7 separate regions of the Mus musculus genome follow, and regions 1, 2, 3, 5, 6 and 7 are each linked to region 4. The links are chromatin loops, found by intact Hi-C in ENCODE. Cell type or tissue: left cerebral cortex. All regions are shown on one strand. Region 1 overlaps Gng2 (guanine nucleotide binding protein (G protein), gamma 2). Region 2 overlaps Gng2 (guanine nucleotide binding protein (G protein), gamma 2). Region 3 has its middle 16 kb from the start of Saysd1. Region 4 holds the start of Gng2 (guanine nucleotide binding protein (G protein), gamma 2). Region 5 has its middle 20 kb from the start of D14Ertd670e. Region 6 holds the start of Gm29899 (a long non-coding RNA gene). Region 7 holds the start of D14Ertd670e (DNA segment, Chr 14, ERATO Doi 670, expressed).

The links. Peaks named below come from ENCODE experiments on the same cell type or tissue, not always from the same donor. Only the 100,000 strongest peaks of a DNase experiment are listed, where the experiment ranks them.
Region 1: a loop joins it to region 4, with 2.1 times the contacts of the local background. A loop is called at or near these places in 4 of 42 quality-filtered maps.
Region 2: a loop joins it to region 4, with 9 times the contacts of the local background. A loop is called at or near these places in 2 of 42 quality-filtered maps.
Region 3: it touches region 4 in a loop (5-fold over the local background); 20 of 42 quality-filtered maps call a loop at or near these places.
Region 5: a loop joins it to region 4, with 11 times the contacts of the local background. A loop is called at or near these places in 13 of 42 quality-filtered maps.
Region 6: a loop joins it to region 4, with 2.4 times the contacts of the local background. A loop is called at or near these places in 5 of 42 quality-filtered maps.
Region 7: a loop joins it to region 4, with 2.7 times the contacts of the local background. A loop is called at or near these places in 14 of 42 quality-filtered maps.

The regions. Positions count from the first base shown.
Region 1 is chr14:19,872,289-19,876,288 of GRCm38, reverse strand. It overlaps Gng2 (guanine nucleotide binding protein (G protein), gamma 2), which reads left to right. Exons shown (of 4, transcript NM_010315.4): 4 at 354-3,730. The coding sequence ends at 482. Among named protein-coding and RNA genes, the nearest start is that of D14Ertd670e, 35 kb to the right of the region's middle. In left cerebral cortex, no CTCF peak of the experiment used is centred here; DNase peaks (open chromatin) are centred at 1,586 and 1,863; H3K27ac peaks cover 534 bases.
Region 2 is chr14:19,902,247-19,906,246 of GRCm38, reverse strand. All of the region lies in intron 2 of Gng2 (guanine nucleotide binding protein (G protein), gamma 2), which reads left to right. Among named protein-coding and RNA genes, the nearest start is that of D14Ertd670e, 65 kb to the right of the region's middle. In left cerebral cortex, no CTCF peak of the experiment used is centred here; DNase peaks (open chromatin) are centred at 415 and 1,999; H3K27ac peaks cover 1,639 bases.
Region 3 is chr14:20,065,299-20,069,298 of GRCm38, reverse strand. No RefSeq gene overlaps it. Among named protein-coding and RNA genes, the nearest start is that of Saysd1, 16 kb to the left of the region's middle. In left cerebral cortex, a CTCF peak has its summit at 1,772 (motif pointing right); a DNase peak (open chromatin) is centred at 1,787.
Region 4 is chr14:19,975,324-19,979,323 of GRCm38, reverse strand. It overlaps Gng2 (guanine nucleotide binding protein (G protein), gamma 2), which reads left to right and starts at 2,075. Exons shown (of 4, transcript NM_010315.4): 1 at 2,075-2,366. In left cerebral cortex, CTCF peaks have their summits at 2,137 and 2,341; DNase peaks (open chromatin) are centred at 2,200, 2,761 and 3,972; H3K4me3 peaks cover 2,333 bases; H3K27ac peaks cover 2,214 bases.
Region 5 is chr14:19,857,234-19,861,233 of GRCm38, reverse strand. No RefSeq gene overlaps it. Among named protein-coding and RNA genes, the nearest start is that of D14Ertd670e, 20 kb to the right of the region's middle. In left cerebral cortex, a CTCF peak has its summit at 1,877 (motif pointing left); DNase peaks (open chromatin) are centred at 1,764 and 1,824; H3K4me3 peaks cover 401 bases; H3K27ac peaks cover 547 bases.
Region 6 is chr14:19,704,238-19,708,237 of GRCm38, reverse strand. It overlaps Gm17030 (a long non-coding RNA gene), which reads left to right. Exons shown (of 4, transcript XR_874388.2): 3 at 2,623-2,888. Gm29899 (a long non-coding RNA gene) reads right to left here and starts at 235. Exons shown (of 4, transcript XR_874386.1): 1 at 85-235. In left cerebral cortex, CTCF peaks have their summits at 1,604 (motif pointing left) and 2,378; DNase peaks (open chromatin) are centred at 334, 1,141, 1,590 and 2,400.
Region 7 is chr14:19,837,622-19,841,621 of GRCm38, reverse strand. D14Ertd670e (DNA segment, Chr 14, ERATO Doi 670, expressed) reads right to left here and starts at 2,697. Exons shown (of 3, transcript NR_105025.1): 1 at 2,635-2,697. In left cerebral cortex, a CTCF peak has its summit at 1,601 (motif pointing left); a DNase peak (open chromatin) is centred at 1,602; H3K4me3 peaks cover 707 bases.

The DNA of each region.
Region 1 (4,000 bases), 100 kb after region 4:
CTGGGACTCAGGTGCAGCCCCTGAGGTATCATGGTACAAAAGTATAAGGAGAGAGTTGGCTTTTGCGTGATTCCTGAGTTAAGTGGCTCTTTTGTTTGAGGCCCTGAGTGCTTTGCTCCTGGATCCCCACCTGCTAGCAACAGCTCTGTCAGCTCAGTTTTACTGACAACCCTGTCTACACATCTGGAAGCAGAGCTTATGCAGGTGGGACGCAGTCCTTCACTTAGGTCCTCTGGCTTAGCCTGATGAGCTCCAAGGTGGTGGGGCCCAACGTTGGGGTCCCGAGTGGCTGAGTGGTGGTGTTTGGGTCCGTGCCTGTCTATCCTCTCAGATGTTTCTGCCTTCCCTTGCAGGTGTCCAAGGCAGCTGCTGACTTGATGGCCTACTGTGAGGCACATGCCAAGGAAGACCCTCTGCTGACCCCAGTCCCAGCCTCAGAAAACCCCTTTCGGGAGAAGAAGTTCTTCTGCGCCATCCTTTAAGTCTCTGAGAGGAGGCTGAAGAGTGTTGGGGCTCCTGGGACATACATGTAGAGTTCCTAGCAAAGTGGGCGCCTTTCTCGTCCACAGCATTTAAAGAGAGGAAGGAGAACCATCCTGGACACTCCGGGCTGTGCATGTTTAAAGAAATGTCCCCTTATGAGAATGAAAGCTGATTCCGTGTCCCAACTTTAGAGATCTGACCCTGCAGACCGGCCTGGAGGAGGGAAATGTATAAAAAATGAGAATGGTAATCACTTCTTTTCTGCTGTCCCTCTAAGACATTTCTGCTTCATATTTATAAACAAAATAAACATTAAAGCCGGTGTCCTGAGCTGAGATATGGCTGACATTCTGGTAATGAGAATTGTCTTTCAAATACCCTCTGATAAGCTGTCGCCCCATGTAGCCACAATCCAGTTTAATGGTTTCCACGTTTAGTCTTTTGTGCCTTTTTCTTTTCCTTCCCTTTCTTCTCTTTTAGAGGGCTGAGAGGATAAGACTGGGTTTGTGTGTTAGTCTCAACTCCAAGCAGGAATGAACCCTGAGATGTTTAGAAAAGTGTTCCCCATGGGATTTCTTCATGAGAATAACAAGAAAATAGAAAGAAATACATACATGTACACACACACACATGCACGCACACACACACACCACACAATTCCGGCTCTCTGTGTTCTCTTACCACTATTCTTAATATTTGTATATGACAGTTTTGATTCTACGAGTTAAAGTGAACCACGTGTTGTGACTGGTGCTTCCATATCTGTGATAGTTTGTGAGTACTATTGCATGAACATGTCCCTACATCGCATCCATTCAGAAGTTTCGTTGTTCAGCTGTAAAGCTAAGAAGAGAAGTGAGAGAAAAAGAGGCCAGGGAGGAAAAAAAAAATCCTCTGTATTTTGAAAATTGGGATCACTTCAGCGCCTTAGCCATGCCTGAAATACCTCCTAGTGAACTGTGGTAGAAGTATCTCTTGACAGGTTTCCCCAGTCCGCAGCATTTGGACTTACCCAGGATCCAGGGCAGCACAGTTCCCCCCACGCCCCCAACTGGAGACCAGGCAGGGATCCACGATGACTTGGAAAAGCACTGTCAGAATAGCATCTCGTTCCCACGTCCCAGGAACAGTCGAAAGCATATGTAAAAGAACATGTTCCATGTTCATAGCTAGACAACCATGGCCCTCTTTAGCTCAAGCATCAGAAGAAATAAAGCCACAGCTCTAAGGGAGGTAGCCAGCCTCAGAATGCTCGTTTGAGAGACAAAGTCCCTGAATTGTGCTCCGACCAACCCTTGCAGTTGGCTCTCCTTCCAGCTCATTCCCCCAAAATTTCAAAGCATTCCCTGCTTTGCCCTCCACCCCGTTCGTCAGAGCCTCACCACTCTATTTACAGCTTCCTTTGGCTAGAGCTCTCCTCCCACAGTAAGACATTGAGAGTGAGTTTTTTTTTTCATGACAGTTGTCTCCTCCATCAGTAACAGAAGGCCTCGGCTGCCTTCAGACATTTTGTCATCTACCCAGTCAAAGAGAGCCTCTTACGATTCTTTTTGTTTTCAGATCCTAAAAGACCACTAAATCCAAGTAAAATTTCTTTTCTCCTCTTACCATTCTCTTCCTCATGGTTTAAAAGTTGGTGGTACTTTTAAAGGAAAGAGAAGGGAAAAAGACTTCCTATGGCAAGGACACATTTTACAAATAGATGGTAAGATATTTCTCTTAACTCTTTTATGGGCTTTCAGCTAAAGGAGTTAACTATGTCCAATTAAAGTTCAGACCTGGGGTGGGAGAGAAGAGGGTACCGGAATGATTATTAATGTACAAATGCAATTCTGTAGCCGAAAACTTCTGTTCCGGCAGAAACTTCTGTCCTCAGGAGTTTGTTATAGTTTGCGGGACGCTCATGAAGATTTAATGGTAGAAACAAAACAAAACAGACAAAAAGAACCACTGTCAGTCTTTAGAGAACTGCACTGTAATTCAATTATCAATACTGAGGGATCAGCTGAAAGTATCACACATTCAAAGTGAGCTGACATGAATCTGTGTTCACGTGTCAACAGCTGTGACTGGGGCACTCTGTGCTGGTTGGGGGTGGGGTACTCGAGGAGGATTCTGGACTTCTGTGTAAATTGAGATCTCTGAAGCAATTCCAGTGGAAACACAATCTTTAGGGCGCCCCTTATACAGGCCTAACAATTAAAAATTCAGAATTTGCAAATGACTTGTGAGCATGCTTATAGAATAAAAAGGCAGGAAACTCAATCCTCTTCCACATAGAAATTTCAGGAAAACATCTTTTTTACAATTTCATATCCTTCAGTATGGAGCTATAGCTGGAATCAGATTTGACTTCTTGATGTTTGTATTTATTAAAGGGAAAAAGGTTTGTTTACTTGGATCTCCAAAGAGCTTAATTCTTTTCAACGTGAACCATCATTGTCACCAGCATAATTTTACCTTAGGGTAACTAATAGGAAACTTCAGTTTAACTGTTTAAGGCCCTCATTTCTATATACCTGTATAACAATTACAATCTGCCATGGAATTAATAATTAATGTCATACTTATAATGCAGTGTCTATTAAAATACCTGAACCATTTTTAATAATCAACTCCGATTTTAAATGTTTTTACATTCGAAGGTAAAATATAATTTAAATCATTGGATTTAAGAAGACGTATCATACTTTTTCCCATATCCTTGTATTCACACGGTGAGTTTTGAGAAAATCAAGCTGGTGACCTTTAGTGTGTTTTTTTATGTTTTTTTCCCCTTGGTGTTTATTTCTAGCTGCTCCTGCAAATGGCGAATTATATGTATATTACTGTCTCACAGCCCAACAATTGTACAATTGTTCAGAGCTTAACACTTTTCCTGTATAAGATCTGTGGAATGTGTCTTTAAAGAGGGGAAAACAGAAAATGGGGGGTCTTGTGTTTTGGTGGGGTTTTTCCTTTTTGGGTTTTTTTGTTTGGTTGTTTAGTTGGGTTTTTTTGTTTTGTGTTGGTTTTTTGTTTTTTCAAGACAGGGTCTTACTATGTGGCTCTGGCTGTCCTGGAACTTGTTCTGTAGACCAGGCTGGCCTCGAACTCAGAGATTCCCCTGTCTCTGACTCGAGAATAAAGGCATGAGCCACCACACCCAGCTTAGAAATGTTAAAGCAGGAAAACCTGAATGTGATGTGCGCATCTTTACCCCACATGAACGGTGTATTTGTTTTAATAAATGGAATTTTCAGATTCATTTCCTACGGGGTCACTTTCATTGCAAAGACCTGTGGACCACCTCCCACATGAGTATTGATTTAAGAGGGACCTGGAAATATAAAATGTCGGGAAAACAGAGAAAATTATTTTCTTTAGGAGTCTGTTCATAGCAGATTTATCTGGTGCTGTGTAGGAGTCCTCTCCCTTCGTCACTGTGCCTCATGTACAGCCCTTGGGAATGGAGAAATACTGGAGGGAGGGTCTTCAGAGTCCTGCAGGCTAGGAGAGAGAGAGAGAGAGAGAGAGA
Region 2 (4,000 bases), 73 kb after region 4:
TCCAGCAGTTGGAAGGCAGAGGCAGGTGGATTTCTGAGTTCGAGGCCAGCCTGGTCTACAGAGTGAGATCCAGGACAGCCAGGGCTACACAGAGAAACCCTGTCTCGAAAAACCAAATAGTAATGATGATGATGATGACGATGATGATGATACCAGTCAGCAAGCAAACAACAACAAAAAGTCAGAGAAAAGGCTTGGATTATCCTGGTACAGGTTTCTAGACTGTTGTGGATGCAAAATCACTACAGCCGCTGCTATAGGCACGAGCTACATTGTTGGGAGAACAGAGAACTTGGCTGAAGACCAGAGCTGGTGATGTGGGCCCAGGGCAGGCAGCATTTCTCTTGCCAGAAACACTTGCTGTGGGCTCTGCTGGACCTTTGCATACAGGAAACAGGCCTGAGGAGAGATACAGCAGCCAATTCCGCAAGCCTGCTTGGGAGGCTTGCCAGCTTATCCTGTGGTACAAGGAAACCTTTACACAGGCCATTTGTGGACATGGGTCTGCCCTGCAGAAGGGAACAGTGAGAGGAGCTGTTTTTCTAGCATCATTGAGAAAGCTCACAGCGTGTTCTAGAATCTGCCTAGCAGCTGGTTCCCATAGAAACTTTAAATAGACTACGTGGTTGTTGCCTCTGGATGCCACCCGCTAAGCACTCAATAAATCCTTGATAATTTAAAATCATGACATGATCACCGTCATCTCTTTGACAGATTGATCATGAAAATTAGAAATTTCAAAGGTAGACATGGAGATTTCCTTACTTTCTCCTTGGCAGCTCCCTCCCCCGAACCATCTAAATTCTCATTCATTATTTAAGTCTTTATTACTGGAGTTCACAGATTTTTCTCCTTTGCCTTTCTCAGTCCATGATTTCTTTTCCATGCTCTTTGCTGTACAGAATGTAGATGTTTATATAGTCTTTTTAGGTCACCATGCGCAGGGGTGGTTCCGTAAACCGTAGTAGTTACTGTTTTCCGTAGTTCACACAGCACTCTATAATTTACAATGGACTGCTGCAAGGCTAGGCACACCTGTGCAATGCTCACTTTATAGCTAAGCAAGAGAGGCCCTAGGAAGACTGGCATTTCCACCCTGTCATAGCTGGAAGCTCCTGTGCCAACTAGAATCTCCTGTCTCCTGATGCATGCTTTTTCGGTCTTGTGTTGTTTATCACTTGCATCAAGGGAACTCCCAGGCAATTCAGAAATGAAAGCAAATGTGAGTGGAAGAGCCCCAGGTCACACTTGGAGAGCCCAGCATCTCTGTTGACCAGCTGCTTTGTCTCCTTTGGTAAGCCAGCATGAACATTGGAGCCTCCGTAGGAAGCTCAGCCAGGGAAGTCTACCAAACCCCAGGAAGCGGGTTCAGGTTTGGAATTTGTTGAGGATTTAAGAATGAAGCTCCAGTTTCTTATAAAGAAATTAATTAGCCAATAGATAATCTCTTCAAGGAAGCAGAAGGCCACATGCTGCCTTCAGATCCCCATTGCCTGCTGCTACAGAGGATTAGACATCAGTAGGTTAACAGCCATTGCCATAGAAACTAGTTTGTATTTCTCTGACCTCAGAATCCTGTGGTTTGTGATCAAGGCTTCCTTCCATACACATAATAAGTTTAAAAAAAAAACAACATATATATTACAGAATACTAATCTTTTCTTGGTGGGAACAAGGCTTACCTAGTATCCAGAATACCATTTACTGAGACAACCAGGGCTTTATTTGAAGCTCAGATGAAAACTGAAAGCTGATATGCCATCTTAGCCTGGCAATACAACCTCTTCTGTTTCATCTTACAAAATTGGTGATTTTGAAAGGAACACTTTTATTGAGGCCTATGTTTTTCATGAAGGCCATGAAAATCAGCTAGCCCGTGTCCACAAGGAAGGCTCCATCTTGTACAAGAGAATGCTTTCAAAATAATGCTGTCATTTCTGTCCCCGGCCACCTGCAGGGAAGCTATGCAGAGTCTTCCTCTCTGTCCACACCACGGAGTCAGCCCCCCTGCAGAGTGGAAGGAAGTCACTGGGATGTGCTTTCTCACCCTCCCTAAGAGGCACTTCCTTCCCATGGAAATACAAGTGTGAGTCTGAAGTCATTCTCTGGGCCTGTTTTCTTCCCCTTTAGCCCGATCGCAGGTCTGGTTGTTGGTTTCATTCACATGAGCTCCCCTGGAAGCTACAGAGCCCCACAGAGCATAAGAAATGAATTTTATGTGTGTGCAGACGAGTAGACATGTGCCACAGACCCCAGATTAGGACCAGACTGGTGCTTTGAAGATGTGACTTGAGAAACATCTAAAGAGAGTCTTTCCCAGGCAGACAGGAACATTTTTCTCACTAGGGGGCGGGTGGCGGGGGGGTGGGGGGGTGGGGGGGTGGAGGGAGCTAGTGCTCGAACTTCCCCTGGTAGTGCTGAGGATTAAGTAGGGTAATGCTGGAATGAACCTGGCCCAACTGTTACACATGGCAAACTTTTGGTGTACAAGTGAAATGTACTCACATGAACTCCTTGTCCCTTAGTGAAAGAGTAGAGCCAGAAGACAGACTAGGGCTAGGGACTACTCTTGAGAGATTTCTATTTCCTTATCATCAAGCCTGCTCTTTAGCCAGCTTACCTGTGAACTCCCTAAGGCTACCTAGGATGGCTTCTCTTTTTTTTTTTTCCTGTATCCCTTTTTTTATTAGATATTTTTTTATATACATTTCAAATGCTATTCCAAAAATTCCCTATACCCTCCCCCCGCCCTGCTCCCCTACCCACCCACTCCCACTTCTTGGCCCTGGCGTTCCCCTGTACTGGGGCATATAAAGTTTGCAAGACCAAGGGGCCTCTCTTCCCAGTGATGGCCGACTAGGCCATCTTCTGCTACATATGCAGCTAGAGACACGAGCTCTGGGGGTACTGGTTAGTTCATATTGTTGTTCCACCTATAGGGTTGCAGACCCCTTCAGCTCCTTGTATGCTTTCTCTAGCTTCTCCATTGGGGTCCCTATGCTCCATCTTATAGATGACTGTGAGCATCCACTTCTGTATTTGCCAGGCACTGGCATAGCCTCATACAAGACAGCTATACTCCCTTCAGCAAAATCTTGCTGGCATATGCAATAGTATCTGGGTTTGGTGGCTGATTATGGGATGGATTCCCAGGTGGGGTAGTCTCTGGATAGTCCATCCTTTCGTCTTAGCTCCAAACTTTGTCTCTGTAGCTCCTTTCATGGGTATTTTGTTCCCTATTTTAAGGAGGAATGAAGTATCCACCCGTTGGTTTTCCCTCTTCTTGATTTTCTTGTGTTTTGCAAATTGTATCTTGGGTATTCTAAGTTTCTGGGCTAATATCCACTTATCAGTGAGTACATATCTAATGACTTCTTTTGTGATTGGGTTACCTCACTAAGGATGATATAGGATGTCTTCTCTTGCTGTGTCTCCCCAGCATTCCTCTTGCCCCTCTCTGTTCTGCTTCCCATCTTTTGGTTTTCCCTGTCTTTTACACACAAGTCAGTGACCTGTAGAACCCATGATTGTTCAGCACCTTCTGTGTCTAAGCTCCTACATACTGTTGGTGTGGACACATATACACCATATATACACATACTGTGTGTGCCCTGCCCCATCTGTTTTCATTCTGTGCCTCAAACCTTCTTAGTGCTGCTCAAAAGTGAGGAAAGGCAAGGAAACAAAGACACCATGAGTCTAAAAAAAAAAAGACCTTTGTGACTACCCAGTTGTTGAAATACTTGGCTGGGGCCGAATGAGTGAAGATGCATAGCAGATTCTAATCCAGGTACCCTGGGGCTTGACAGTGTTAAAGGAGAAGGGGTAACACTTGATGCATCGACACATGTGTGCTGATTTGAGAGATCCCTCACTAATTTGCTATTTCCAAGTCCAAGTGGCCAACTGGTAGCAGGAAGGGATGCAAGACTAATAGCTGCCATGAGACTCTGCCATGGGCAGAGTCATGTGATACCATTATTTGATTTAGAGTGCAGTC
Region 3 (4,000 bases), 90 kb before region 4:
TGAGTTCCAGAATAGACAAGCTTAGGAAGTGAAGAAAAACCATTGAAAACAGAAAGCTGATTGAATGAGGGGCAGCTTCAGCCACTTGGCTCTGACTTTGGAGTCAAGGATAGAAAAGTTAAGGAAAGCTGCTGAGGCCAGACATGTGTCAAGGGTGTTCCTGCATGGAACTGTGAAGGGGGAGCCTTGGAGACCCCAAGACATTGGAGATGGCAGAGTTGTGGGGTACCTGCCAAGGAGCGCTAATAACAGGGTGGGACAAGCCCAAGAGAGAGGTGTGCTGCAGTCAACAAAGCTGAAAGGACTTGGAGATTTGAAGAGTGCTTTGACATCAGACACGAAGACACAGAGTTTGGAGTGTGCCCTGCTGGTTTTAGGTCTTTCTGGTCCATTCTTTCCTTACTGTGCTCCCGTTTCTTCCTTTTAGAATGGTAATTTATATTCTGTACCATTGTATGTTTGAAGTATGTGGTCTGCTTTTCTATTTTGATTTTGTAGGGGATTAAAGTTAGGAGATTGCCGTGAGTCTCAGACGAGGCTTTGGACTTTGGACTTGCAGACAGTGTTGAGACCTTCCTAGACTATGGAGACTTGTTGGACTGAACGCACATTTGCACTATGATGTGGCTACAAGCCTGTAGGGGCCAGGGAGTGGAATGTGGTGGTTTGAATGCCTCCCATAGACACATAGATGTGAATGCTTGGTCTCCAGGGGGTGGCGCTATTGTGAGGTGGGTCTTGCTGGGGGAAGTATGTCACTGGGGGTGGGTTTTGAGGTTTTCAAATGCTTAAGCCAGCCCAGTAACTCTCTCTTCCTGTTGCTGGCAGATCTAGATGTAGAACTTTTCAAATCCAGCACCATGTCTATGTGCAGGCTGCCATGTTTCCCACCATGATGATAATGGATTGAACCTCTGAACTGTAAACAAACCCTGTGGGGCGGTGGGCTGTGCACAGACAGCCTGGTCTCAAGTTGAGCAAAGGTCTGGAACCCCGGCGACCCTATGGGTGGTGACTTTTATCTGCATGGGATGGCATGTGTTCGGCCACGCCTCCTGGGTCCTTGACTCCTGTCTTGTAGCTTCAGCCTCCCCCCACCCCACCCCCACCCCCGCAGAGAGAGGTACGTGGCCATCACAGGAATAGCACCAAGCCCTCCCACAAGCAAATAAGGTTTCCCCAAAGCTCTCAGACCAAACCAATGAGAAATACCTGCTGTCAGACCCTTACCCATCTCAAAACTGTATATAAGAATCCTATACAGAAGGATTAGGGGTGGGAGAACTACTCTGTCGTCCAAGACTTTTGTCCTAAGAGCTGTAACACTTGAGATCTACTCTCCTGAAGCGCCGCCTGAGGCCCTGCCGCACTCCTCACTGGCTAGTCGGCTTCTCATCAGCCCAGCCTGACCCGACTCAGTGCAGGGTAGCATGGAATTACTGCATGGCGGAGACGGAGGCCCGGAAGCGGGGAAGCAATTACCCCTCCCTGACCGCATTCGCTTCCTCGCACCAGGCCTGGCCAGAGATTTCCACAGAAATCTCTGGTACTCAGGCCCACAAAACCCCAGAAGAAATGCTTTCCTTTATAAGAGTTGCCACGATCATGGCAGCTCCTCACAGCAGTAGAACACTACGACAGCTGTGTTTCTGTGTGAGAGAGAAAATGTGCTGTGGTGAGGGCGACCCACCTTTATCTCATCAGCTTTAAGAGTGGACAAAGCAGCAGAAGATGCTGCTCAGAGGCACTAAATTCTTATGTCCACAAGGTGGCACCCCATACCTGGTATGCACATTTTCACTTCCTAAGGCCAAATATATGAAGACCTTTTGCCAGAAGAGGTCGCAGAAACACCTCCCTTCCTTTCCCTACCTGTTGAGTGGGAACTGCCTTTATACGCTGTGTTAAGAATGGAGGAAGGTGATATTTCAAGCCCTCTCACTACTGTGAATTAGAAGATGGAATGGGGCCCTAGCATATCAGTGTTATACTGAAGGCTTTAGTTAGGGCACAGGGTTAGAAAAAGAAGAGGTAAATCATTTTTATCTGCAGATGGTATGATAGCATGTATTTTTATGTTTTAACTTTTTATTGCAGTGTGTGTACACATGCATGCTTGCGTGCACATGTGCATTGATGCAAACACATGCAAATGCCATTCTGTCTTCTCAAAATGTGCTGTCACCTGCGCACAGAAATCTGTACTTTCCCGCAGTGTCCCTGGTGGTTCTGGCCTCGAGTGTGCACTTATCCATTCTGTCTCTACATGGCTGCTTCAAGTTGACAGTGTTACAGGTAACATGGGGCTTGGCACTTTATTTTTGTGTCTAATTACAAATTCTATTTTTATATCAAAGAAAGCATTTCGTCAAGCTTATGGTTTCTGAGGGATACAGTTCACAGTGTCAGAGTAAAGGCCTGGCATGAGGAAAGGCACAATGATCACTGTGATCAGCAAGTAGATCACTTATATGCAGCCTCAACCTTAACCATAACTCTAACCCTGTGTCTAACCCAATTCTAATCGTAGCTATAACTGAATCTAGACTATCCCTATCCCTAATGCTAATCCTAAAACTAACACTAATGCTAATCCTACACCCAAACCTACCCTATACCTAATATAACCAATAGTCTAAACCCAAGCCTAAGCCTAAACTTAGGTCTAACCCTAACCTGAACCTAGATTAGTCCTATTCCAATGCTAAACCTAGACCTAATCTTAAATGTAGTCTATTCCATAACTATAGGCCTATCCTTTCTCCATCTTTAAGTCTACTTAGCCTTAACATTGGCACAAATGCCAGATATAACCCTAACCTGAAAGTAACCCTAACCTAACACCATTCTTAAACAATACATATTCTTCTCTTCATATAAGTGCTAACTATAAAATTAACACAGAACAAGACCAAATAGCAAACCATAGAAACCTGATACAAACAACCCTAGAAATACCCATAAAACTATTGCAACCAAAGCTGTAACACTAGCAATATCTATAATGATACCTGACCCTAAATTTAAACATATCACTACATTTATCAATACTAAAATCCTTAGCTTTATTTATGAGCATAACCAAAGAACTCTATCCATAGGTCTCACCCAAACAATATCTAACTCTAAACTTGTTCCAAGGCTTGAGAAAAATGCTAACACCAATCCTAAATCTAAATCTTGCAACGAAATGATGGTTTAAGGTTTAAACATTAAACCAAACTTTCCAAGGTCTGGCTCATCTTGAACATGAACTCAAAGAATAAACTTAAATAATACAAACCCTAGACTTAACTTTAACCCTGGGAATCCCAGCCTTAAAGCCACCCCAATAACTAACACTAAGACAAGCCCTAATGGTAACCTTAACCCTAGCACTAACCCTAGCTCTGACCCTAACCATAGTCATAGCACTACCCCTAGCACTAACTCTAATCCTAAGCCTAGCAAAAGCTAACCATTGTTCTAATTATAATACCAACAACTCTGACACTAAACTGCAACCTACCCATAACCACAGCCTGGCCCTATTCCTAAAACAAGGCCTAACCCTGTCTTGAACTGCTGCAGAACAATATCTAGACTCATAACTCTATTCCCTGAATAACATAACCATAGCCTAATTCTAACTAGAGACCAACACGGACTCTAAACTTAGCCCTAACAAAAACCCTAACACCACTTTAAAACCCAATCCTAACCCTAATCCAACCATAACCTCCCCTCTAGAACTAAACATAGTCTGAGTCTAACCCTAACCTTAGAACCCTACCCCTTGTCCCACCTCTCACCCTAGTCCCAGCAGCAACACTAACTGTAGGCTGAACTAACTGTAGACATTAATTCTAGCCTAATGCTAAACTTAGTATCAACCCTAACACCACTCTAGAGCAAAATTAAATGCTAACCCTAGTCCTATTCTAAAGCTGACTCTAGGCCCCGACCCTAAACATATTACCAGTTGTAACCTATTCCAAAGGAAGACATTAGCCCGAGGCCT
Region 4 (4,000 bases):
AAATCAATGAGGCTAATGACAGGAAGGGGACATCTTAAAATCTGGGTTTTTAGTTTGAGGAGTTTGGTCGGTCTCTCCTGGAGCCCGGCAGATGAATCTCCTGGGAGGTTTATGACCAGAGTAGAGGGGATACGTTAGGAGGCAGGCACAAATTCCTAGTGATTTCTTGTTTAAAAGATTTTTTTCTAAATAAAAACTTAATAGAAATACCAACCCCTTTCTCATGGAGAGGAGTGAGGGAGGGAGGGAGGGAGAAAGGGAGGGAGGGAAGGAGAGTCTCTTAGCTGGATTAAAAGTAAAGATTTAAAATTTGGTTTAAAATTGACCAAAGTCTTGTTTTTATAATTTCCCCAAACTTTTGAGACCTCCCCCCCCCCTTAGGCTTAGCATTACACACACACACACTATTTTATATATATGTATGTATATATACTTTATGTTGGACATTTCTGGTCTCTTACAATAAAAAAAGATTTCTGAGAAACTTCATGGAACTTGAAATCAAAACAAAAGGAATCTTGGGATTGTTTGAGAACACTCACTGAGAGTAACTTTTGCGCCTGCCAGAATGACATTCGGTAGTCCCCAGGGTGTGCGAGGAAGGCACAGCTGATGAGCCTGCATCAATCTAGATTTTCCTGTCAGATTCCCTCCTGGTGAGTGAAGGTAGGACAGGGCCTTCAAAATACAGTAGCAGATTGCTTCTAATGCTTGAGAAGGTTAGCTTTCTAGGCCTGGCTTCTGAGAGAGGATGGATTTATTTATTAATTACATTTGAGACAGGGTCTCACCATGTAACTCAGAGGAGCTTTGAGCTCAAAGTGATTCTGTTGTCTCAGGCTACAGTACTGAAACTGCAGCTATGACTACCATGCATCACCTCCCTTCAGGAGCAAGGATTCCCTCCTCGCTGCCCTGCTGGTGTTTAAAATGTACCTTCCCCCAAAGTGCTTCCTTAATCCAGAGAAAGAATAACTCAAACCTGGGGTAAATTGTTGCCACAAGCATCAGGGCTCAGCTGTGAACATAACTGGGGGAAGCCAGGGGAACAAACACTGGTGTCCGACCGGCTGTTGACTGTCCGAGCCACTTGTCACCTGAGTTTCAGTCTCTTGTAAATAATAACCGATAGTATGTAATTGAGTATTTTCTCTGCTCTGGGAACTATTTGAAGCACCACGTATCTGTCTGGTCTTACTTCCTTCTCAGATTTTTCCACTGTGAAATATGGTATGATTTTTGCAAGTGGGGAAACTGAGGCATATAGACATTAAGTCATTTGTCTAAGTTTACAGGCAGGAATGACAGCTCAGATTTTAACTCTGGAGGACAGACTGACAATGGTTCTCTTTATTCATGACACTATCCTATTGTCTGAAACAAAGGGCAAAAGAGGCCCCTCAGCCCTACCAATATTAGGTGGGTGGTAGAGGAGGGGATCTATGGCTGGACTGGGAATCCGGGCCACTCAGACCACACCCCTCCCTTCATTCACACTCTCCTCGGACTGTTCTCACTGCTAGATCTACCTCAGCATTGCAGGACTTGGCTTAGCTCACACGTCCCAGAAGTCCTGCGGGTGCCATTATTTTCTAAGCATATGGGTTAAATAAAATCTCAGTGGTAGGGAGACCTTGGGGGAATGAAGCTCCGGAAAGGTTGGCTGGCCACAGAGGAAAAACTCGGCAGCAAGAGGCTGCAAGCTGCTTGGGAATGCAGATAGGCCGTAAATTAGAAGGCGCTGCTGGCTGGCCCCGGATCTCAGGACCAGAGTCTACGCCGGCCCAATAAATACAGTAGCTTCAGTTCAGAATGAGAAAGCAGTTTGGGTGTTGAGGAAACCCACTGAGGCACTGTGTGGACACTGTTGGGAGATGAGCGCTGGGAGATAAGAAAAGGACTGAGAAGACAGTGCAGTGGGGATGGAAGGGCGCTGGAAAAAAGGGGTCCAGGGGATTAGAGCCAAATTAGCATCAGCAGCAGACAAAGCCACTTAGAGGAAGCCCTGAAGTGGTGGGAGAAGCAAACGAGAAAGCTGGCTTGCTACCCGATACTAAGAGAGGAGGAAGTGGGAGATGAGCTGCTTCCTGTAGGAATGAGGATTGAAGACAAAGCTGGGTGGGGACTCAGGCTTGGGCTTCAGGGGCTGCTATACAGACAGACACACGACGCCTCTCGGTGGGCAACTCCTACTACGGCTGGGCTGGGCTGGGCAGGGCTTCGCTGCGCTGGGCTGGGCTGACTGGGCTGGGCTGGGCTGGGCTGGGCTGGGCTGGGCTGGGCTTGGGCTGGGCGGGCCGACCTCACCACCCATCTGCTCCGCCAGGGGAAGCTGCTCTCTAACCAAGCCTCCGGAGCCAAGCAAGGTAAAGGACACGTTTTCCATGTAGCTCCTTTTGAATTGAGATGAAGTGACCATGCTTGTGGGTTTTGGGGTGGATTTCTTAGGGAAGCGAGGAACATTGATTCAGGCTTGGGGGAAATGATTAAGATGGGATTTTAATTTTTTTTTTTTTTTTCGAGAACGATGGTCAGATTTGTGACACATTTTGTTCAGGGTGTGGGGAACCACCCTCAGTGTTTAGGAAAACAAGCTGAATGTAAGAAGTGGTTTGTTTAGCTGGCTCAGCAGACCGACAGGGCTGAGTTGCAGTCAGCTGGGGTGCGAAGCTGCAGTCTGGGCACCCGAGCGTGGCAGACCCTTGTTTTGGGGTGTAAGTGGTGAAAGATGTTAAGCACACTCATATACGTATGTATTTCGGTGAGCCGTCTCTTTGCAACATTATGGCTGTGGTTTGGCTGTGAGGATGTTGGGTTCTTTTGTACATAGATTTTTACCAACAAAGGCTCGCATTTCGAGAGCGAGGGGCCAGTATTTACCTCTAAGGAACTAGTGTCTTCCTCTCCTTGCTGCTACCATTTGTTAGTAGGTCTTACCCTAAAGTTGCATCCTTATTTAAAGGACCATGGCCGGCCTATAACTTGCTGAAAATCGGATACCGGTGTGTAAATGGATTTTATGCCTGTATGAATTTTATCCATCTCTAGATCAAAACGATTGTTAATTCTAGACAGAGATAATATCGAAGTGAGCTGGTTTGTTTCCTTGTCTGTGTATGCTGTACACTGAGTTAATACAATCAGAACACAGTTTTTATTCTGTAAATTTTCTTAAGCACTGGATGCTGATAATGAGTCTGGGATAGTAACTGGTTTGCGTTTATGAGTGATATATATAAAAGTACAATAAAGAGGTCTAACAGGCTTGAACTGAGATTATGGGCTTTTTTGGCAGAACATGTAGGATAAACAGTTTAATAAACTGTGTCATAATTTTTAAAAAATCTTCAACAAAAGTGTAGTTAAGCATAAGAAAGCATTGATTAAAATGATTTTTACTTTTTTATATACAATAAAAGGAGATAGTTTTTCAAAGCAAAGAAAGAGCTTCGTGTGGTAGAATGAAAACAATAAAATGGCATGTTTGAATACTCATGAATTATTAAAATACAAGTTTCTTTTTTTAAGGTCCAAATAATACCAGTGGAGAAAATATGTACTTTTGTGATAAAACCATTGTCAGTTGAAGAAGCCACACAATTGAGATTCAGTTTTGTTTTGTCACCTTTATGAAATTCATTTAGCTTCTCAGAATTTGTCGAGTAGCGGTGCATTTTCTGAGACAGGAAGCTTTCATGGACACTGAAGAAATAAATTTCTATTTTCCTGAGCATGTGTAGGAGTTGCTGTAACCATGGGCTCTTGGGAAGGCTTTCTTGAATTTAATCAAAGCGAGTCATTTCAGGATTCTAAAGTCCCCATCGCATCCTAAAGTGAAATATGTAGCTTCATTCTTCTGGATGGAGACCTAGGCTAGATCTAGAGTCTGGTGATCGCACTGTGTGTCCCTAACTGAAATAGGAAGCTGGGCCTCTGGGCTATAAGGACGGCAGGACTTTCCTTTCATACTGATTCGTCTACAGCCTGTGTTCGCAGATGA
Region 5 (4,000 bases), 120 kb after region 4:
TAGAGGAGGAAGAAGACTAAGAAAAGCAGAGCAGAAGCACATGGCCTGGAGAAACTGCAAGTTCTAAGTTCAAGTTCTGATAAGATGGAATGAAAGACCCACAATGTGAGGGCTCCCCCACATTCTGACTCAGGAGAGGCGACACCCCAAAATCACCCACAAGAAACGGGTCTTGCTGCAAATTGCAAGAGGATTTTTATTCAAGAGCGCTCTCGGGCCCATGGTCATACACCACACAGGGTAGAGGACCTTGGCGCTCCGAGTAGCTGGGTAAGGGGGTATTTAAAGGAAGAAACCAGAAACTCAAGGAAGTGGGGAGGGCGTTGTTGGAAGATACCAAAGATACCAGTTAAGAGTCACAAGGAAGTGTAAAGTTACAAGAGTCACAAGGAATACCTGGTAATTGTTAACTCTCAAGACAGCTTCTAAGAGCCCCTAACAATAGAACATTTGCATTGCAGGTTCTGGTAATGGCCAGGGTGACTTTCTTTGAATGAGCACTCTTTGAACCCAGGAAGCAGGTGGGTAGAGGAATGTCGCTATCTCTTTTATGATTAGCATACCTTTACAAAGGCCACATTCCCAAGCCTGGGCCTAAAGGCCTAGAATTCTGTTTTTACGTTGTTATACTTTCAGGAGAAGATGGTAGTGTAGCGGTAGATCTGCCCAATCTAGGCGCATGGCTTGTATTCATATTAACTGAGTTGTGTTGTCATTGCCGGGGCATATTTGGGAGGAGATTTACCACAACATAGTCTCTCTACACAGTACTAACTGTCCTGGAACTTACAATGTAGACCAGGCTGGCCTCCAACTCACAGAGATCCATCTGCCTCTCTTTCTGGAGTGCTCAAAGAAATGTGGTGGTGGTAGTGGTGGTGTGTGTGTGGGGGGGTGTAGTTTGTTTGATTAATTTTTGTTTGTTTGTTTTTAATTTTCTTGTTTGGGGTTTTGTTTGTTTTTGAGGTGACTATCTCTACATGGGCCCAGGAAGCAAATATTTATCCAAGTATTCCTGAAGAGAAACACAGACACTGCAGATGAAGTTCGAAGGTTGGGCTAAGTGTTGGTTTAGATCAGGGGTTAACAAACCAAAGCCATAGCCAAGTTCACCTGGTGTTTGTAGTATAATGATTAAAATTCTCAAAAGAGCAGGGCACTGGTGGTATACACCTTTAATCCCAGCACCCAAGGGGGCAGAGGTACTCTGAGTTTGAGGCCAGCCTGGTCTACAGAGTAAGTTCTAGGCCAGCCAAGGCTACACAGAGAAACTCTGTATACAACAATAGCAACAACAGTGATAGATAGATAGATAGATAGATAGATAGATAGATAGATAGATAGATAGATTTTATTAAAAATATGTATCAAGGGCTGGAGAGATGGCTCAGCCGTTAAAGGCTAGGCTCACAACCAAAAATATGTATCAAAAGAGAAGTTTTGACATGGAAATTACTTAGCACTCAAATTGCAGTTTCTGTATTTTCCTTGGATGGTTTCATCCATCAGTGTGACATTCTTGCTCCCTGTCTTCAAGCTGCAAGAAAGGCAAAGTCTAGAGAACAACAGCTTCTTCACAGCTCCCAGCCAGCACTGACTTTCTACTTGGGAATAATTTCTCAGAAAGCTTAGATAGCTCTGACGAACCTAAACACTGCACATCCTAAATCCCACAGATTTTTGAATTATGTAATGGGAATGAGGCTTGGAACCCGGAGCTTGAATAGCACTTTGGAAGGCTCTCCACTGGGCTTCCTGCACTTGGCACCTCCGCAAATTTGTGGCTGTTCTGGTTTGTGTCCTGTGTAAGTCTGCTTGAATTTACCATTAATTACAATAATTAAAATCACGGAGTCTCCTCGGTGGGAATTTTCCAGCTCCTAGACAGAAATATTTTCTTACAAGCTCCCTCTACTGGCCTGTTCTCAGAAGGACACTTCTTTCTCTCTCTCTCTCTCTCTCTCTCTCTCTCTCTCTCTCTCTCTCTCTCTCTCTCTCTCTCTCTCTCCCTCCCTCCCTCCCTCCCTCCCTCCCTCCCTTCCTTCCTTTCCTTCTTTCTATTTAATTTATTATCTTTAATCGTTTTTTTTTTTACAGTCCAGTCATTATCCTCCTCCTGGTCTACCCTCTGACAGTTCCTCATCCCATTCCTCTCCCTCCCACCACCCTCCTCCCACCCCTGTCTCCGAGAAGATGTCCCTACCCCTCCACTCCACCTCACCTCCCCCACCCCACCTGGGTAGGATTATTGATTGTTCCTCTCTCTCTCGTCTGCTTGCACAGTACCTTCTCACACTATGAAAGTCATACTTCTGTGTCTGAAGTATGTGGTATCTTCAGCAATGAGATCTTACCTTCAATTTCAAGGTGATAACCAAGGATTATGACAATACCCTAGATGGTTTGGGGATGGTGTCTCTTGGAATCCCCTGATCAACAACTGAAAGGGAGATTTCCCATGCCTGGCCATGGGGTTAGAACACCGTATTATTTTATATTTATGTATTATTCATGCTTAAAATTCATATATGATAGATAAATACATATAAATAATTTAATTGAAGTTACTTCACTTTGGGTGACAAGAGCTATAGCTATGTTCAGAATCGCCACTGTAGGGACCCAGTGAGAGAACTATACTCCCTTTAAATGCAAATGAGTAGCAAGTCTAAGGGAAGCTAGAGAAGCTGGAGAAACCTTGGCCAACAATGCCTTCCTAAGCACAGCTCCCAAAACACCCTGCTAATGAACAGGTGATCTTGCTGCTCACAGCCTTGGGAAGGATGGTCACGTGCAAGCAGGGGCAGAGTGATGTTTGCTTGTTAGGTTGTAAACAGCCCCTCTAATGTGGGAGAGGCAGGCCTGGTTGGAACTGGTTAAGGACTGTGTTATAATATGTATAACTGTTGGAAACAACAAAGTTATGAATCTAGAAGTATAAATTGTTTGTTAGTGACTTAACAAAACAAACTGAAGTGACTGTGGCCTGCCTAGGCATGGCAAACATGGCTCTGGCAGGCCTTGCCCTTCCCCATTTCCTCTGCCTTATTAAAAACCCTTAGATTACATTCCTAAAGCTAACTACCAAGATCTATTCCCTTATTTGGCCACTTCCTCCTCCTCAGGCTAACTACCAAGGTCCAGCTATCAAAATACTAAAGTCCAGATCAAAAGCCCCATTTTGGCTGTTCCAATTAACATGCCCAGTCAAAATTAAACACCTCATTTTAACATGGGATTTCCCCTTTTACCTTTACAAACTGCCATTTGCCTATGGGTCATGTCTGTCTCCTCTTTATTCAGAGGCAGTCCTTTGTCCTTCTCAGGCTAATACTCCTTCCCCCATCTCTTGTTCCTGTCCCCTTCTCCATTGTCCTTTATCTTCTATCTTTGTCTCTAATTTGCTGCCTTTTGTCCCTCTGGAGCAAATCTCCTTTGTACCAAATACTTGTCTCTTCAGAAACCTCCCATAACTTTCTGCAATAAAACAAAATTCATAATTTGTTTTACTTAGCAAGGCTCTCCAGACTTTTTCATTCCAGAGGCATCACTGAGCCCCGAAAAGTGTCAAGATTTGACTTGGTACTTAGACTTTCACCCCAGCTGCATGATGATAAGTGGATGCAAAAGGACCAATAGTTGGAACGTTTTGCTTGAGATAGCAGAGACCAAGGACTTTCACTAAGAAACTGGCTTGGTGGATGGAAAGGCCTCAGTGCCTTAGTGGATATATTAGTCAAACTGTGTTGTTATCACAAAATGCCTGGCATAACAGTTTATAAGGGAAAGGTTTATTTGGCTCTCATTTTCAGAGGTTTTGACTGTAGTGAGGAAAGCTTGGGCCATCAAAATGACTCTGTGTGGCTAATGAAACTCCATTATATGCTAAGCATTCATCTTGGTACTTGCCAGCCATTGTCTCTGACTCCACTCCCTGAAAGATAAGTTCCCAGTAACCCTGATTCAGTGACCACCACCCAGAAATGGACAGCTATGACTA
Region 6 (4,000 bases), 270 kb after region 4:
AACTGCTCTTCTGTCGTCAGTGCCACGGCTGTGGCGCTCACTCCACTCATAGGCTCTGCACAGTCTGCAGATGAAAGGACCTACCTGAGTCTTCGCCCACATGGCTTCCATTGTCTGGAAGGCTTATACAAAGTCCTCCTGCCATTTAGAGACAGGATGATGCCTCTTCTTCTATGGCTGTCATTCGTCTTCCCTAGGTGAAAACGAGCTCCTCTCCCCCACCTCCCGCACTGTGTGTGTGGACTTTGATTTGCCTGGTGTGATACTGTAGTTAATTATGAACAAGTGGGGACTTGACTGTAAATTCCTTTAAGCTGGCGACAGGATTTGAAGCCAGGATCTTATTTATAGCTCTAGCAGTTACTCATTGAGACAATGTTAAAAGAAAAAAAAAATAGTTCTCTTGAGGCAGGCTGAAGTTTACTATTTTTGGAAACCCAACAGCATTTACACAGAGAATTCTAAAGAGGTGAAATTTGGCATTTTCTGTTTCTCCTCTGATAATTTTAGATACACTCAAGGATATTTTTATCTCTACACTATGCCATAGATGAGAACAGGGAGGGTCCTCTTTTCCTGTTTCCTTACATTATAGTCCATGTAAAGCTCAAATAAGCGTGCTTCCTAAGTAGCTTGTGTGGAGGAGGAAACCCTTTACTCAGTGCTGGGGGGTTGGGGGGGGCAGAGACTGATGCACGGGGAGGGAAACCATGACGTAGCTGTAGCGGGGTAAGTTCCCCAGTTATAGGCTCAAACCAGCTCCTGCCCCATTAAATGGGAAACACCGTCCAAGGAACAGTTGTCAAGCACCCCTGCCTGCTATTAAAGAAACCTCTGAAAGACAGTCAGCCCCAGGAGCAGAGAAGCCCTGAGCCTGCTCTGGACAGCACCAAGTTCTGTGAATGTGCCCCTGGAACCCAGTATTTACACTTACCAACCTTCCTCAGCAGGGAAACAGACTGGCCATTGAGGTGAGTCCCTCCACAGGCATGGACAACACCCATCCAGTTACAGGGCGTGGATCAAATTAGCAAGCATGTGGTGTGTGTTAAAGCCGTTCTCAGTCTCTGGACTGGTAGCATCTGAGGTTAGTGGTTGAGAAGGCTCATTCTCAGGCCCCACCCCAAAGCTGGCTCCTTGATCCTCCTCATACACAAATGGAGCTGGTCCTGGTTTAGCTGAGTGGGGGAGTCTCTACCAGCTCAGTGTCCCAAATAAAACAACCCTGCTTGCCAAAGGCAATGCGGGCCTCTGAGCCTTCTCTGCTGTCTTCACAGAAGTCTGAGGCCCTTAGGACATAATACTTGGGAAAATCGGTTGGAAATCAGAAGGGCTCTATGGGTATAAGTGCTGTTAAAGAGATGTGCCAAAGGGAAACACAGGAGGAGAGGCAGAGACTCTGCTGACAGATCTTAGAAACTACTCTTAAGCCCTAAAGAGTCTTGAGCTGCTTACATGTCTTTCTCTGTTATTTCTTCCTGTCTGTCCACTTCTACCTGAAACTAAGATGAAACAGAATGAAGGCAGCAATGTGAACCAGGTCTGCAGAAGGAGGTTCTTGGTGGCGGTCACCGTCCCTGGCTGGCAGAAGACCTCTGGCGCCCTCTAGAGGAGAAACTGGAAAAAGTCCCTTTTAGGTCTCAAGTCCAGGGCTGCCTTTCCCTCGAGTGACAGGAAAATTTCATGGCTAAATTTATAAAATTGGCATCACATACTAATAAGGAAGTTTATTTTAAAGTGATTCTTTTGCGTACATATATAATTTATCATTTGGTAAAGATGGAAACAAATTTGCGAGGTAATGGTTTTTATACCAAGATGGTCAGCAGGATGTGGAGCATCTTAAACGTTTACAGAGTTGATCGATAGTTTGATCTTATAATCAATCGTCAGTACTGAGGACACGGCTTCACTTAAATATGTAGTACATATGACAAAAAATATAATTAGGGCCATTTTGAAAATTATATCCTAAGCCCAAGTCCCTAAATCCGAGAGAGAGAGAGAGAGAGAGAGAGAGAGAGAGAGAGAGAGAGAGAGAGAGAGAGAGAGAGAGAGAGAGAGAGGAGGGGGAGAGGCGAAGGGGAGGGGAAGGGAGGGGGAGAGGGAGGGGGAGGGGGCTAAGGGGAGGGGAAGGGAGGGGGAGGTAGGCAAAGAAAGGTGCAAATAACACAGAAAACAGGACCCCATGTCATGAATCAAGGCCTCCGGGAATCTGGGAAGTATATTTTGAAGACATACTTCTAGACAACCTTCCTGCTCAGTGGCCCACACAGTAATTTCGTCTACAACTTCTTCTGAGAGATGATGGACAACCGACACAGATCAGGATGAGTTGGAGCCCGCTGGGAGACCGCCTGCGTGTTATCCTCCTCCCCCTAGCGGAGGGTCGCCCACAGTACAGCCGGCAACAACAGGGCTCTCCTTAGGTTGTGGTTTCCATGGGGATGCGGCGACCTGTTATTTTACAGCCACATCTCCCACATTTGCTTGTGTTGGGTCCTTCTGTGACTAAAATACTGGAGAAAACCGTTTTTTCACTTGTTTTCGCCTGCCTCCGCCGCTTTCCGAGGGCTCAGCAAAGTACTCCCTTCTTCTAAGTTAGTTTTCTCTCACCACCAGATCGTTTCAGATGTCCCTGGCTGCTGAAGACATGGCCATGGTACCCTGTCCTTTGCTCTCGGTCTTTGGTGCGAGTCACTCTACACTGCAAACCCTGTTTGGTGGGTCTTCCCCAACTGCAGAGAGCTGTGAGAACAGGAACTTTGTCCACACCTTTGGGCACAGAGCAGCAGAGGGGCTGCCTCACCTTTTCCTAGGATTAGCCTTGACTTGGAGCATAGACCTCTCGTCCATCCTTCCTTCTCCCACAGAGAGACGCAGGTCAGGTAAGTTCTTCCCTTCCTTGGGGCCTTGCTTTTCTGCTGTACACCCTACTTGGGAAAGTGTGGTTCTTCTTGAGTAACTATGGACCACGGTTTGTGCTGACAGGAGCACCTACCTAATCATGGCTTGAAAGGGATTTGCTTGGATATAAAATTTCTCCACTAGAATTCAAGTTCCATTCCCCCTTCGTTTCCTTTATGTAGGAGCCATTGTGCATTAATTTTGTGTTTTGTGGAAAGGAAAGCTAGGCGTTTTGCTTTGTTCTCTCGGAATGCTGGCGATTGAATTCGGATCCCGCACACGCCAGCTAAGCACTGTATCCCAGAACTGCATCCTTTGTCTTTTCTCTGGAGAGAGTCTCACTAAGTTGCCCAGGCTGGTCTTGAACTCACTCTGTAGATAAGCTGGCCTTGAACTTGTAGTCTTCCCGCTTCTGTTTGCTGAGTAGCTGGTATTTCAAAAGTGTTTTCTTCTTGAAAAGGACTTGTGACCACTTGAGGCTGGGGATGGGTGCGGAGGACTTAGATCAAGATCTTTGGTGGTAATGCTCCTAAAGGCACTTAAAGTAAAAGTTTCTATTTTTTTCTGATTTTTATCTAAATATCAGAGATACACTGAGATTGAAATCATACTGAAAGATTTATTTATTTTTATTTCATATGTATGACTGTTTTGTCTGCATGCCGTGATTGGTGCCTACAGAGACCAGAAGAGGGTTCCAGAACTGAGGGTTCACAACTCCTCAGAACTGGGGTTGTGAGCCACTAAGTGGGTGAGCGCCTTTAACCACGGAGCCATGTCTTCAGTCCCTTGAGAACACTCTTATCTCAGAGTGGAGAGAAAGTTTGATGTAGACAGCCATCAGACTGTACAACTGGTTAGGTTCGATTTTCAATCACATCTCCATTTCTTATTAACTTGAACAAACGGTGACGCTTGATCTGGCAGAAGGATTGGAGGCAGGCACAGTTCTTCAGAGGAAAATGGCAAGTAGATTAAAATATTCCTGGGATAATAAAGTATGAGCTCCTTACATATCACAACTTAGAGATACACTCCAGCAGTGTCTACAACTGTATCAGGAATGAAAATCAAACCCAAATAAGCAAAAAGG
Region 7 (4,000 bases), 140 kb after region 4:
TCAAGGTGACTTCAAAATAGTCCTTGAATGTCTGAATGGGCAGGTTATAGAAACCAAAATCAGCAATTATTCATATCATAACAAGCAGATGGCCATAGTTGTACATTTCTGGGCAGAGGGTTAAGGAGTCAGGGTTCCCAAGAATTTATTTTCTAGGAGCTTGAGTGGGGGAAAAACAGCTATTAGGTACCAAGATGGATGCCTAGCATGAACATGGAGTTTCATTAGCTATCACAATGGTACCTAATTTTCAAAGAATACCTCTGCCCAAAAGGAGAAAGAGCAGTCCGAGACCACCACAAAGGAGTGAGTCACCACCTGCCTGTGACTCCCTGTATTGCCATCATTACATTGGTAAATTTGGTTTGTTTGTTTGTTTGAGGGTCATTCCCTTGGATACAGAACAGTGCAGTATGAGCCGTAGGGCCTCAGAGTGAGCTGACTGGAATGCAGTCAGCATAAACCTTGCTTGCCTTCGTAGAGCTCAGCAGCAGCCACGGCATTTTGCCTGTCCTCTGCTGTAGAGTCTCAGTTATTAACTTTTACCTTGATGGACTGAGATGTATTCATCCCTGAAAAGCCCTCTAGTTTTTGGAGATTTTCTTATGGGTGTCCAGAGCTGACTGAGTGACAAAAGCCAAATTTTACACTCTAACTTTTTTTTTTACGCTAATGAATAAAGAGATGTAAGATCTGAAGGTTTCTTCCAATCTTCAAGAAATGCCCCAGGAGACTCTTCTGGGGCTGGAGGAGCCTCAGTAGTTTAAGACAAATTAGTGGTGGCAAGCTGCACCCTGAATTCCAGTCATAAGATTCTGGTGACAAGTGTCCACAGCCTGGGAACCTGCATATGTATTGGGGTCCCATTTGGATGGAGAGACTGCCTCAAATCGAGTAGCTTTTTAAAAGCATTCATACCAGCAGCTGAGCCCCCCCCCCCAAAAAAAAACCTTTATCTCAATTCAGATCTATGCCCATGAATCCCTTTTCCTTTGGGAGTAACTGGTCAGAAGGAATTACTGACAAACATTCCAGGTAGGGAAACGGGTGCATGGGACAGATTCCAGAAGAGAGTGGGGGGCTTGGGCTTATCAGAAAAAGGGACTCTGTGTCTTCCAGTTATGCAGATCTGAAGTAGAGAAAGGAGTATAGAGATCAAGGAAAGGGTGATGCCCTTCTTTAAACCACTCCCCCCCACCCCCACCCCCACCCGCCTCTGGAAGGAAAAGCGTCTTATGTGACAGAAAAACAGATGCTGGGACTTGAATCCAGAATGGGGTATGGTGGGCCCTCAAGCTGGGAAGCCAAAGGTGCCTTAGAAGCTGGCAGGGCAGTAGGTGAAGAGAGCAGCCCTCCCTGCACCGGTGCACGAAGGCCACTGTCCAGGCCCAGGCTCCACTTAGAGCCAAGAGGAGTGAAGGGCTCCGTCCCGCACCCTCGCTAGAGCCCACAGAGAATCCAGCCTACCCAGGTCCCGGGGGACATTGTCACATGAAGAAGGCCAGGGCTGGGGACAGACCCCCCAACTGTAGGGCCCGGGTAAGAGAAGCACTGGGGTACAAATCAAAAAACAAGGAGCTAACATCGGCAGAGGGTGCCACCTGTTGGCAGAATACGGGAAAACAGCAGAATTTTAACCAGTTGGTCAGATCAGATCCGACAAAACAAAAACACCAACAGCAAAATCAAGAAATCAATTAAACAAACCCCAAACGTGCCTGTCACACGTTCAGTCAGTTCTCTGGGTCAGACTTGCCTTTCATGCATTCAATAATCCACACAGTTGGCCAGTCACTCATTCAAGCAAAACTGAAACCAGACCTCACATGAGAGACTGAACCAGGATTCAGAGTCCCCACTCTTTACGTTCCAATTTAGTGTAGAAGGGGGACTAGGAAAGAGTTTCCTGTCGAATATTGTCTTCCTAAAACAGGATGAGGGCCTTAAATATCCATCCATCTTACCCAGAAGAGACCCCCTTTTCGGGGCCTATCTCTCTTATCCAGAAGGCTTCCATGGGGGCACATGCTCACCACCCATAATTCAGTCTACAGAGTCACCTCCTACCAGTGACAGAAGGATTCCTTGCTGGGAACACAGCAGTAACTCCGGACCTCTCCGGACTCAATGAGAGGTGTGGGGTCCTGGAATGCTCAGCGAAGGAGCCTCCCCTGCAGCCCCTCCTGCACGAGGAAGGCCAGGAGCGAGGTTGAGTCTCATGGAGCAGAGGGTGGGAAATCTCGTGTGGCTTCCAATTTTATGATCCACATGAGATACTTACTGACAACCATACTGATTTAGACAATAATTTTAAGTCCTTTTATTAATAACCAGACCAAAGAGGGGCTTGAGCCCTTCAAAATGTCTCTTGGTGCCTGAGCTCAGGGATACAGAGCTTTTAAGGCAAAACCACACAGATACATTTATATGAGCGTCAGAGTAAACTTGAAACATTCACTCCTGGCAGAGCTTAATAGGTATTTTAGACATAACTCGCCAATTACTCTGTTCAGCACATCTGGACCGTAGTCAAGGCCATGGAGATCTCAAACGTGTTGCCAAGGGATACGTGGCCTTTGTGGGAAGGGCTGAGAACCGTCTAAGCACACACACAACGGAATCAGGTAGTGTTACCTTAGTCATTTCAATGGGAAGCTCACTCAGCTTGTGGTAGCCATTCTCAGGCCTGTGGCCCAGGTTTCATTTAACAAGTCTGAGGCGTGGTGGAGGCTGGGGAGTGGGTACTTCTTCACTTCATTTTTTCAGGCAGGGTTTTGCTGCTCAAAGCTGACCTTAAACTTACAATCCTCCTGCCTCAGCCTCCTGCGTGCTGGGATTACAGAGGTACATCACTATATCCAGCTTGAAAATGTGTGGTCTGATGGGTTTCTGGCAGTTCTGAGGCATCTGTTCCAGGTGCCATGGATTTCTGACACCTGCAAAGGACAAGGTTCACACCATTGTCCAGTGGCTCTCTCTCTCTCTCTCTCTCTCTCTCTCTCTCTCTCTCTCTCTCTCTTTCCTTTTTTTGTTTTTTGTTTTTGTTTTTTCTTTTGTTTGTTTTTTCGAGACAGGGTTTCTCTGTGTAGCCCTGGCTGTCCTGGAACTCACTTTGTAGATCAGGCTGGCCTCCAACTCAGAAATCCGCCTGGCTCTGCCTCCCAAGTGCTGGGATTAAAGGTGTGCGCCACCATGCCCGGCTAAAATTATTTTTGCTGTTTTGTTCTTTGTTTGAGGTTGGGATTTTTTTTTTGTTTGTTTGTTTTTGTCGTTGTTTTTGTTTCGTTTTTTCGAGACAGGGTTTCTCTGTATAGCCCTGGCTGTCCTGGAATTCACTTTGTAGACCAGGCTGGCCTGGAACTCAGAAATCTGCCTATCTCTGCCTCCTGAGTGCCAGGATTAAAGGCATGGGCCACCATGCCCAGCTCCAGTGGTTCTAAACCTTCCCAATGATGCAACTCTTTAATACAGCTCTGCATAATGTGATGATCTCGTACCATAAAGTTATTTTCTCTGCTACTCCATAACTATAATTTTGCTACTGTTACAAACTATAATGTAAATATTTTTTGGAGCTAGAGGGTTGCCAAAAGGATTGAGAGCTGTTGTTACACAGCTGAATCTTATGTCAGCTGTGCATGTATCTTCAGATTCTGTGCAAAGTATTAGCTGCATAAAAATCAGAATGTTGAGACTATTATTTGGTATATAGGTACAGTAGGTGTAAATAAAAGAGAGAAAATTAAACAAACATATTAAGTATTCATGTAGATAAAATGTAAACATAGCTAGGTATGGTGGTGCATGCTTTTAAGTCCAAACACTTGGGAGATAGAGGTGGGCAACTCTCTGTAAGTTCAAGGCCAGCCTGATCTACGTATAGAGCTATGGGCCAGCTAGAGATACATAGTGAAACCGTCTCAAAAACAAAGAAAACAAAACTAAAAAAAAAAAAAAAGTGAATATAGGAATTTTCAGCTATACAAATTAGTAATATTAG